Regions from separate parts of the Homo sapiens genome. Here region 2 is linked to region 1. Evidence: read pairs that join two places in POLR2A ChIA-PET (ENCODE). Cell type or tissue: PC-9. All regions are shown on one strand. Links, peaks and the distances in the headings refer to the core of each region. The heading gives the core; the rest is flanking DNA.

Region 1 (3,905 bases), core at 1,406-3,905:
TCACTTGACACCAGGATTTCAAGACCAGCCTGGGCAACATAAAACCTATCTCTCCAACAAAAAGCTGTGAGTGGTGGTGCATGCCCATAGTCCCAGCTACTCAGGAGGCTGAGGTGGGAGGATTGCCTGAGCCCAGGAGGTCGGGACTGCACTGAACTATAATCACACCACTGCAGTCCAGCCTGGGGCACAGAAAGCAAGACTCTGTCGCTGGAAAAAAAAAAAAGTTGGGTGGCCATCTTTATTCCTGGCAGATCAACCTGGGTGACACAAACAAAAACAAGGCCAGGTGCGGTGGTTCACACCTGTAACCCCAGCACTTTGGGAAGCCAAGGTGGGGAGATCACTTGAGGTCAGGAGTTCGAGACCAGACTGGCCAACAGGATGAAGCCCTCTCTCTGCTAAAAATACAAAAATTAGCTGGGCATTGTGGCACATGCTTGTAATCCCAGCTATTTGGGAGGCTGAGCTGGAGAACTGGTTGAAACTTGGAGGCATGGGGCCAGGCGCAGTAGCTCACGCTAGTAATCCCAGCACTTTGGGAGGCCGAGGCAGGCAGATCACCTGAGGCCAGGAGTTCGAGACAAACCTGGCCAACACAGTGAAACCCTGTCTACTAAAAATATAAAAATAGGCCGGGGATGGTGGCATACACCTCTAATCCCAGGTACCCGGGAGGCTGAGGCACAAGAATCACTTGAGCCTGGGAGGCAGAGGTTGCAGTGAGCCAAGATCATGCCACTGCACTCCAGCCTGGGCTACAGAGTGAGATTCTGTCTCTAAAAAACAAAAACAAAACAGGCTTGGAGCAGTGAGTAGTGGCTCATGCCTGCAGTCCCAGCACTTTGGGAGGCCAAGGTAGGAGGAATGCTCGAGCCCAGGAGTTCAAGACCAGCTTGGGCAACATAGCGAGATCCCATCTCTAAAAACAAAAACAAAAACACAGTTACTCACAGGACCATGCAATTACATAATGACATGAGTTCCTGTTCCCTCAGTCACACTGATCATATAATCCGTGCACATATAATTGTGTGTCTGTCTATGTATATGGACTATGCACAGACATACAATTCCCAGGCACTAAAACACAACCCTATGCTATATTGGTTACACAATGTCATAGCCAAACAATCTCTAAAACACAGAATTCATAATCCACAGGCAGGCACACAGTTATACAATCCTACTGACACAATTTAGCCGTAATTGAGCAGACACACATGGGGAGTCAGATACATTGTCACAGAACTTTTTTTTTTTAGATAGTGTCTCTCTCTGTCACCCAGGCTGGAGTGCAGTGGCATGATTTTGGCTCACTGCAACCTCCACCTCCTAGGCTCAAGTGATTCCTCTGCCTCAGCCTCCCAAGTAGCTGGGATTACAGGTGCCTGCTACCACGCCACGCTAATTTTTTTTTTTTTTTTTTTTTTGAGACAGAGTTTCACTCTTGTTGCCCAGGCTGGAGTGCAATGGCATGATCTCAGCTCACTGCAACCTCTGCCTCCTGGGTTCAAGTGATTCTCCTGCCTCAGCCTCCCGAGTTGCTGGGATTACAGGCACCCACAAGCAGGCCTGGCTAATTTTTGTATTTTTAGTAGAGATGGGGTTTCCCCATGTTGGCCAGGCTGGTCCTGACCTCAGGTGACCCACCCTCCTTGGCCTCCCAAAGTGCTGGGATGACAGGCATGAGCCGCCCCAGCCAGTCAAAACCTACACTTTATACAGTCACACCACCGGTCACTTTTACAATATGTAAAGTAATTATTTAGTCACAGTTGCATAGCTACCAGTGCCCAACCGTAGGGGATGCACCCAGTTAAACACAGACAAACGCAAGGACATGGCATCACAGGTCCTGAGAATCAAGACACACACATTTCTCAACAGATACACAATCAGAATGGGTGCACCACAAATGCACTACACAAAAAGACAAAACAGGCGGGGCGCGGTGGCTCACGCCTGTAATCCCAGCACTTTGGGAGGCCGAGGTGGGTGGATCACTTGAGGTCAGGAGTTTGAGGCCAGCCTGGCCAACATGGTGAAACCCGTCTCTATTAAATATAAGAAAAAAGGCCAGGCATGGTGGCTCACACCTGTAATCCCAGCTACTCAGGAGGCTGAGGCAGGAGAATTGCTTGAATCCAGTAGGCAGAGGTTGCAGTGAGCCAAGATTGCGCTACTGCACTCCAGCCTGGGCAACAGAGTGAGAATCCGTCTCAAAAAAAAAAAAAAAAAAAAAAAATTAGCCAGGCATGATGGCATGCTTCAGTGGTCCCAGCTACTTGGAGGCTGAGGTGGGAGGATCGCCCAGGAGGTGGAAGCTGCAGTGAGCTATGATCGCGCCACTGCACTCCAGCCTGAGCGACAGAACGAGACCCTGTCTAAAAAGAAAAAACAAAAACAAAACAAAACAACCACATAGACTCACAGAATCACACAAGTTCACACACACACACACATACACAGACACAGACACACACACACACACACACACACACACACAGAGTCACAAGTATCTACATGTGCTTCCTGGGACAGACTGGCAGAAAGGTTTGCTAAGATCGCCCACTTGGAGCTCGTCTTCCCCACAACCAGCACCCAATTAGAGAACTCGAGTCTGGCCTCCTGGGTTCAGGAGGACGCCTAGTGCTCGCGCCAGAATTTCTTTGTTTAATTCTTGACTCCCTCCGCACACACCCCCTGCAACTGACCAACCAGGAGTGGGCCGAGCCCTTTCCTACGGCCAATAAGAGGAGAAACCCAGCTGGCCAATCGGTTTCCCGCACTCGTCTTCCGCCCCTACCCCGTCCGCTTCTTAAAGGGGCTAGCCTATCTCTGTCTGGGCCCCCCGATTTCCACAGGCAAGGCTACCTTAGCCCTTTTAAAAGGCAGAGCTGCGGAGGGGGCCGGATTCTAGGAGGAACCAATGAAAAGCCTCACTCGGCCTCCGCTCCTCCCACTTCTTGCTGAGGTCAAAGGCCTGCGTCAGTTGCACTGTAGCCTCGGCAGTGAACCGGGAGGTACTACCAGGTAAGGAAGGTGCGGTAGCCCCAGCCGTGGGTGAGAGGAGCTCCGCTCTGACACCCCCGCTCCTGTAGGTCGCCGTCGTTGCTCCGCTCGCTCTGAGAGAGCATGGCCCTGAGAGGCGTCTCCGTGCGGCTGCTGAGCCGCGGACCCGGCCTGCACGTCCTTCGCACGTGGGTCTCGTCGGCGGCGCAGACCGGTCAGTGTGGGGTCGGGAGTGTGGAGGGAAGGAGGGAGGAACTGGGGGTTTAGGGACTTTCCGGGGTGACTTTCCCGTTCTGTGCTTGCAGAGAAAGGCGGGAGAACACAGAGCCAACTGGCTAAGTGTAAGGACCTCTGGTCGCACCGTGTGTCTGCTGCCCCTGTTCAGCTGTCTGTCTGCCGCAGGTGGACTCTGTCCCAGAATCCGAGAGCTGCCCGAGCGGGGTGGCAGGGTCGTGGCCAGGGTCAGAGGCACTAAGGCAGTGAGTGCGCTGTGCCTGCGGGGCCGGAGAAAAGTCACCTGATCAGTCTCGCTTGCAGCTCGCACTAGCCGGGGGGCGACATGGGTGTTGGGGGGTAGGGCTGATGAGGGTCCGAGAAGGGAGGGCACAGTGATCTTGCGGACTGGACCGAGGCGAATTCCCCTTCCCAGCCTCGCGTCCCGAGTTTGACTGGCAGGACCCGCTGGTGCTGGAGGAGCAGCTGACCACAGATGAGATCCTCATCAGGGACACCTTCCGCACCTACTGCCAGGAGAGACTCATGCCTCGCATCCTGTTGGCCAATCGCAACGAAGGTGGGCGGGCTGGTGGGTGCCCTGAGACTGCTCCTCCGCCTGGAGCCATAGCCACCCCACCTCAAGGCCCCTCTGTCCTTGGGGCTGGGGCTTCCTG
Region 2 (5,825 bases), core at 3,205-5,704, 260 kb after region 1:
TGTCTCAAACAAACAAACCCAAAATAGGCCAGGCACAGTGACTCATGCCTGTAATCCCAGCACTTTGGGAGGCTGAAATAGGCGGATCATTTGAGGTCAGGAGTTCAAATTCAAGACCAGCCCGGCCAACATGGCAAAACCACATCTCTACTACAAATAAAAAATTAGTTGGGTGTGGTGGAGCATTCCTGTAATCACAGCTATTCAGGAGGCTGAGGCATGAGAACCGCTTCAACCCAGGAAGCAGAGGTTGCAGTGAGCCGAGATCACGCCATTGCACTCCAGCCTGGGCGACAGAGCGAGACTCTGTCTCAAAAAAATATAAATAAAAATAAAAAGATCAAGAGAACCTAAACCATTAAAAAAAAGACTCGCATGGGTGCGGTGGCTCCTGCCTGTAATCCCAGCACTTTGGGAGGCTGAGGCAGGCAAATCACTTGAGGTCAGGAGTTTGAGACCAACCTGGCCAACATGAGGAATCCCATCTGTACTAAAAATACAAAAATTAGCTGGGTGTGGTGACACACACCTGTAATCCAAGCTACTTGGGAGGCTGAGGCAGAATTGCTGGAAACCAGGAGGTGGAGGTTGCAGTGAGCAGAGATTGCACCACTGTACTCCAGCCTGGGTGACAAGAGTGAAACTCTGTCTCAAAAAAAAAAAAAGAAATCCGGAACACGCACATGTGCACACACACACTGGAGCACTTGTGCAAGCAGTGGCTTAGAATGGGAGTCCCAATCAGGGCTCGGTCACGCATTTGCAGTCAACACACACCACACGACACAAATACGTATAAAAAAGGCTGACATTTTATTTCCAGGTTGGCACGTGTATAAGGCACAGGGGCAAATGGCTTTGGGGTCCTGGAACTGGAAATGGAGACAGGTGTGTCTCAGGTGTCCCTGCCTCCACCACCCCCTAAGTGCACTTGAGACAGGACCAGTGGTGGTGGTTCCAGCCCAGGGTCCTGAAGGGTCCCACTGGCTCTAGGGGAGAGCCATGGGGACAGCTCCCCAGGCGGGACCCTCTACTCTCCAGCTACCCAGGAGGGACCCTCTCCTCCTAGGGGGCGAGGCCAGCTCCAAAGTGCTTGGTGGCTCCCCAGGCTTAAGGGACCAGCCTGCCAGGGAGGGCTGGGGTCAGAGAGAGAATAGTAAGATGAGAACGAGGAGAAGCACCCCCACTAGCACGGCGATGGCACACCACTGTCGGCGGTCTGGGAACGAGAAGGTCAGGGGTCACGGGGAGAGGGTACCACCTACAACCTGCCCCCACCAGGACTGACCCCTCCCCTGAGGGGACTCACCACTCGTCATGTGGGATACTTTGGCCAACTTCCTGAGGACCCCGTCCATGCGGGACTGGGTGTGGTCCATCTCTTGGGCGAAGGCATCCAGCATGCTGCCAAGAACAGGATGGCATCAGCCCCAGATGGCCCAGACACACCAGGGTGGCCGAGAGCCCCTGGCCCACCCCCAGGGTCCTGGCCTCACATGCCCTGCTCGTCCAGCTCTTCTCCAACGCGGCCGGACATGTGCTTCAGAACCTGGATGCTCCCAGACACCATCTCCAGCTGTTGATCCTGTTCATCCATGATCAGCTGCAGAGCGAAGGGGTGGGAGATGCTGTTGAAAACGACCCCAGAAGGCCAGGCGCTATGGCTTATGACTGTAATCCCAGCACTCTGGGAGGCCGAGACAGGCGGATCACTTGAGGCCAGGAGTTCGAGACCAGCCTGGCCAACATGGTGAAACCCCATCTCTACTAAAAATATAAAAATTGGCCAGGCATTGTGGTGGGCGCCTGTAATCCCAGCTACTAGGGAGGCTGAGGCAGGAGAATCACTGGAACCTGGGAGGCGGAGGTTGCAGTGAGCTGAGATCGCGCCACTGCACTCCAGCCTGGGCGACAAAGCGAAACTCCATATCAACAACAACAACAACAAAAAGGGACCCCAGACCTCAGATCAGTCTGCAAGGCTCTCCCCTCCCAAGATCCACCCCGCTGGCCCCAAAACCTGCTGTGTGGCCTGCTGCTCCTCGATGTAGCGAGATGTGGCCGAGACTGCGCTGGCATCCAGCAGGTCGCTGGGTGACTTCTGGGCAGCTGGCTTGCCTGCGAGTATCTGCAGGGGCACACAACATAGGCTCAGGGAGAGACCCCAACTCACAGCGGGGCCTGTGGGGCAAATCCCCACGGTGGTAAGTCAGGGGGGCAGACTCTGGGGCAGGACAGCCTGCATTCCCCACTCACCACTTACTAGCAAGGTGACCCAGAGACCCCATCATTTGGCTTCCTTGTGCCTCAGTTTCCTCATCTGTAAAATGCAGAGAGCAGGATGGGGCATGGTAGCTCATGCTTGTAATCCCAGCACTCTGGGAGGTGGAGGTGGGCAGATAACTTGAGGTCAGGAGCTCGAGACCAGCCTGGCCAACATGGTGAAACCCCATCTCTACTAAAAATACAAAAATTGGGCCGGGCACAGTGGCTCACACCTGTAATCCCAGCACTTTGGGAGGCCGAGGTAGATGGATCACGAGGTCAAGAGTTTGAGAGCAGCCTGGCCAACATGGTGAAATCCCGTCTCTACTAAAAATACAAAAATTAGCCAGGCTTGGTGGCGGGTGCCTGTAATCCCAGCTACTAGGGAGGCTGAGGCAGGTCAGAATCACTTGAACCTGGGAGGCTGAGGTTGCAGTGAGCCGAGATCACACCACTGCACTCCAGCCTGGGTGACAGGTTAAGACCTTCTCTCAAAAAAAAAAAAAAAAAAAAAAATTACCGGGTGTGGCAGTGCATGCCTGTAATCCCAGCTACTTGTGAGGCTAAGGCAGCAGAATCGCTTGAACCTGGGGGGCGGTGGTTGCAGTGAGCTGAGATCGCACCACTGCATTTCCAGCCTGGGTGTCAGAGTGACCTTGCCTCAAAAAAAAAAAAAATAAAATAAAATGGGAAGAGCTAGAATCCGTGTTTCCTGGGTTGAAATGAGGATTTAAAGAATTAATTGATGGGGGACACTTACAGCAGTGCCCAACACATAGTAATGCTAGTAAATGTCACATTTTACTATTTGTTTATTTTTGGGGGGATTTTAGCTGGGATTACAGGCACCTGCCACCACATCCAGCTAATTTTTGTATTTTTACTAGTGATAGGGTTTCCCCATGTTGGCCAGGCTGGTCTCGAACTCCTGACCTCAAGTGATCCACCTGCCTCAGCCTCCCAAAGTGCTGGGATTACAGGCGTGAGCTACCATGCCTGGCCCAACAGATGTTTGTTTGTTTGTCTGAGACAGAGTCTTGCTCTGTCACCTAGGCTGGAGTGCAGTGGTGTGATCTCGCCTCACTGCAACCTCCACCTCCCGGGTTCAAGCAATTCTCCTGCCTCAGCTTCCCAAGTATCTGAGATTACAGGTGATCACCACCACGCCTGGCTAATTTTTGTATTTTTTGTAGAGACAGGGTTTCATCATGTTGGCCAGGCTGGTCTCGAACGCCTGACCTCAGGTGATCCACTTGCCTGGGCCTCCCAAAGTGCTGAGATTTTAGGTGTGAGCCACCGTGCCCGGCTCCAACAGATGTATTTTAGAGTTTGGACTTGAATTCCCCCAAGGCAGCACATCTGGAAGGCACGTGGGCACTGCTATGGGATGACAAACTGGGAGGAGCCTCAGTCCCCCACCCTCCCCGACCCCACGTACGCTTATGAGGGAGAGAGAAAGGCTGGTGGTTCTCAACATATGAAAAATATCAACAGAGAACACCAAGAGAAAAAGTGGACTGACAGAGGTGGTTGGGAGAAACACAGAAACACACACACACACACACACACACACACACACACGGCAGGCACATTACAGAGGAAACTAGCAGATATTAGGATATGAGGGGGGAAAATGCAGATACACTCAGAGGCCAAGTGCACGCACCCAAATAGGTTAGGTGCATGCACAGATGAAAAGGCGGGGGCGGATCACCTGAGGTAGGGAGTTTGAGACCAGCCTGGCCAACATGGGGAAACCCTGTCTCTACTAAAAACACAAAAATTAGCTGGGCATGGTGGCACACTCCTGTTGTCCCAGCTACCCAGGAGGCTGAGGCAGGAGAATTGCTTGAACCCGGAAGGTGGAGGTTTCAGTGAGTCAAGATTGCACCACTGCACCCCAGCCTGGGCAACATGCCAAGACTCCATCTCAAAAAAAAAAAAGGAAGCTGGCCGGGCGCGGTGGCTCACGCCTGTAATCTCAGCATTTTGGGAGGCTGAAGCTAGTGGATCACAAGGTCAGGAGATCAAGACCATCCTGGCCAACATGATGAAACTCCGTCTCTACTAAAAATACAAAAATTGGCCGGGCGTGGTGGCTCACACCTGTAATCCCAGCACTTTGGGAGGCCGAGGCAGGTGGATCACGAGGTCAAGAGTTCAAGACCAGCCTGGCCAAGATGTTGAAGCCCCGTCTCTACTAGAAATACAAAATTTAGCCACGCATGGTGGTGGGTGCCTGTAATCCCAGCTACTCGGGAGGCTGAGACAGAATTGCTTGAACCCGGGAGGCGGAGGCTGCAGTGAGCCGAGATCACGTCACTGCACTCCAGCCTGGGCGACAGAGCAACACTCCGTCTCAAAAAAAAAAAAAAAAAAAAAAATTAGCCGGGTGTGGTGGCATGTGCCTGTATTACAGCTACTCAGGAGGCTGAGGCTGGAGAATCGTTGAGCCCAGGAGGCGGAGGTTGCAGTGAGCCGAGACTGCGCCACTGCACTCCAGCCTGGCAACAGAGTGAGACTGCATCTCAAAAAAAAAAAAAAAAAAAAAAAAAAGGAAGTTATGTGCGATGGCTCACGCCTGTAATCCCAGCACTTTGGAAGGCTGAGGCAGGCAGATCAGTTGATGTGAGGGGTTTGAGACCAGACTGACCAACATGACAAAACCCTATTAAAAATACAAAAATTAGGCCAGGCGCAGTGGCTCATGCCTGTAATTCCAGCACTTTGGGAGGCTGAGGCAGGTGGATCACCTGAGGTTGGGAGTTCAAGATCAGCCTGACCAACATGGAGAAACCCCGTCTCTACTAAAAATACAAAATTAGCCAGGCATGGTGGCGTATGCCTATAATCCCAGCTACTCGGGAGGCTGAGGCAGGAGAATTGTTTGAACCCAGGAGGCGGAGATTGCGGTGAGCCGAGATTGCACCATTGCACTCCAGCCTGGGCAACAAGAGTGAAACTCCATCTCAAAAAAAAAAAAAAAAAAATACAGAAGTTACCCTGGCATGGTGACGAGCACCTGTAATCCCAGCTACTTGGGAGGCTGAGGCAGGAGAATCGCTTGAACCCAGGAGGCAGAGGTTGCAGTGAGCTGAGATCAAGCCACTGCACTCCAGCCTGGGCAACAGAACAAGACTCTGTCTCAAAGAAAAAAAAAAGAGTAAAAGGCAGGCATGCGTCCTGGAAACAGGTGCACACAGGACAAATGGCATGGAAGCAGAAAGGAGATAGGTACACAGGCCCCCAGCCCTCTCCTGCAACAGGAAACCAGTATAGACCCAGAGGACACAGTAGAGAGGAACCCACGGACATATACACATAGAGAGGTTCAGGTGCACACACCGAGAAAGTGCAGGCAGGTAGACAGCAAGAAGATAACTGCCCACAGAGAGGACGGGCACTGTCGCAAAAGGGACAGGTGAACACGCACAGAGGGATCTGGCTTGGTTACCCCCAGGGGCTCAGGTGGGCAGGGTGGGTCAGGAAGGCTTACCTCTCTGTTATTCCTCTCCAAAAATGCTACGGCTGTTGGGCTGACCATATGGTCCTTCATTTCC

The links. ChIA-PET counts read pairs that join two places held together with the same protein. Peaks named below come from ENCODE experiments on the same cell type or tissue, not always from the same donor. Only the 100,000 strongest peaks of a DNase experiment are listed, where the experiment ranks them.
Region 2: POLR2A ChIA-PET joins it to region 1 with 11 read pairs; 8 of 35 experiments call an interaction of 5 or more read pairs at or near these places.

Annotation. Positions count from the first base shown.
Region 1 is chr19:12,888,167-12,892,071 of GRCh38, forward strand. GCDH (glutaryl-CoA dehydrogenase) reads left to right here and starts at 2,994. Exons shown (of 12, transcript NM_000159.4): 1 at 2,994-3,036; 2 at 3,105-3,229; 3 at 3,321-3,356; 4 at 3,665-3,808. The coding sequence starts at 3,139. RefSeq lists cis regulatory regions at 725-1,225, 2,525-3,212, enhancers at 2,327-2,396, 2,501-3,138, 3,139-3,776 and a silencer at 2,544-2,802. In PC-9, for the core only: no CTCF peak of the experiment used is centred there; a DNase peak (open chromatin) is centred at 2,845; H3K4me3 peaks cover 1,760 bases.
Region 2 is chr19:13,143,268-13,149,092 of GRCh38, forward strand. It overlaps STX10 (syntaxin 10), which reads right to left. Exons shown (of 8, transcript NM_003765.3): 4 at 5,762-5,824; 5 at 2,021-2,128; 6 at 1,497-1,603; 7 at 1,310-1,404; 8 at 791-1,219. The coding sequence ends at 1,143. Among named protein-coding and RNA genes, the nearest start is that of STX10, 4.2 kb to the right of the region's middle. In PC-9, for the core only: no CTCF peak of the experiment used is centred there; a DNase peak (open chromatin) is centred at 4,174; H3K4me3 peaks cover 323 bases.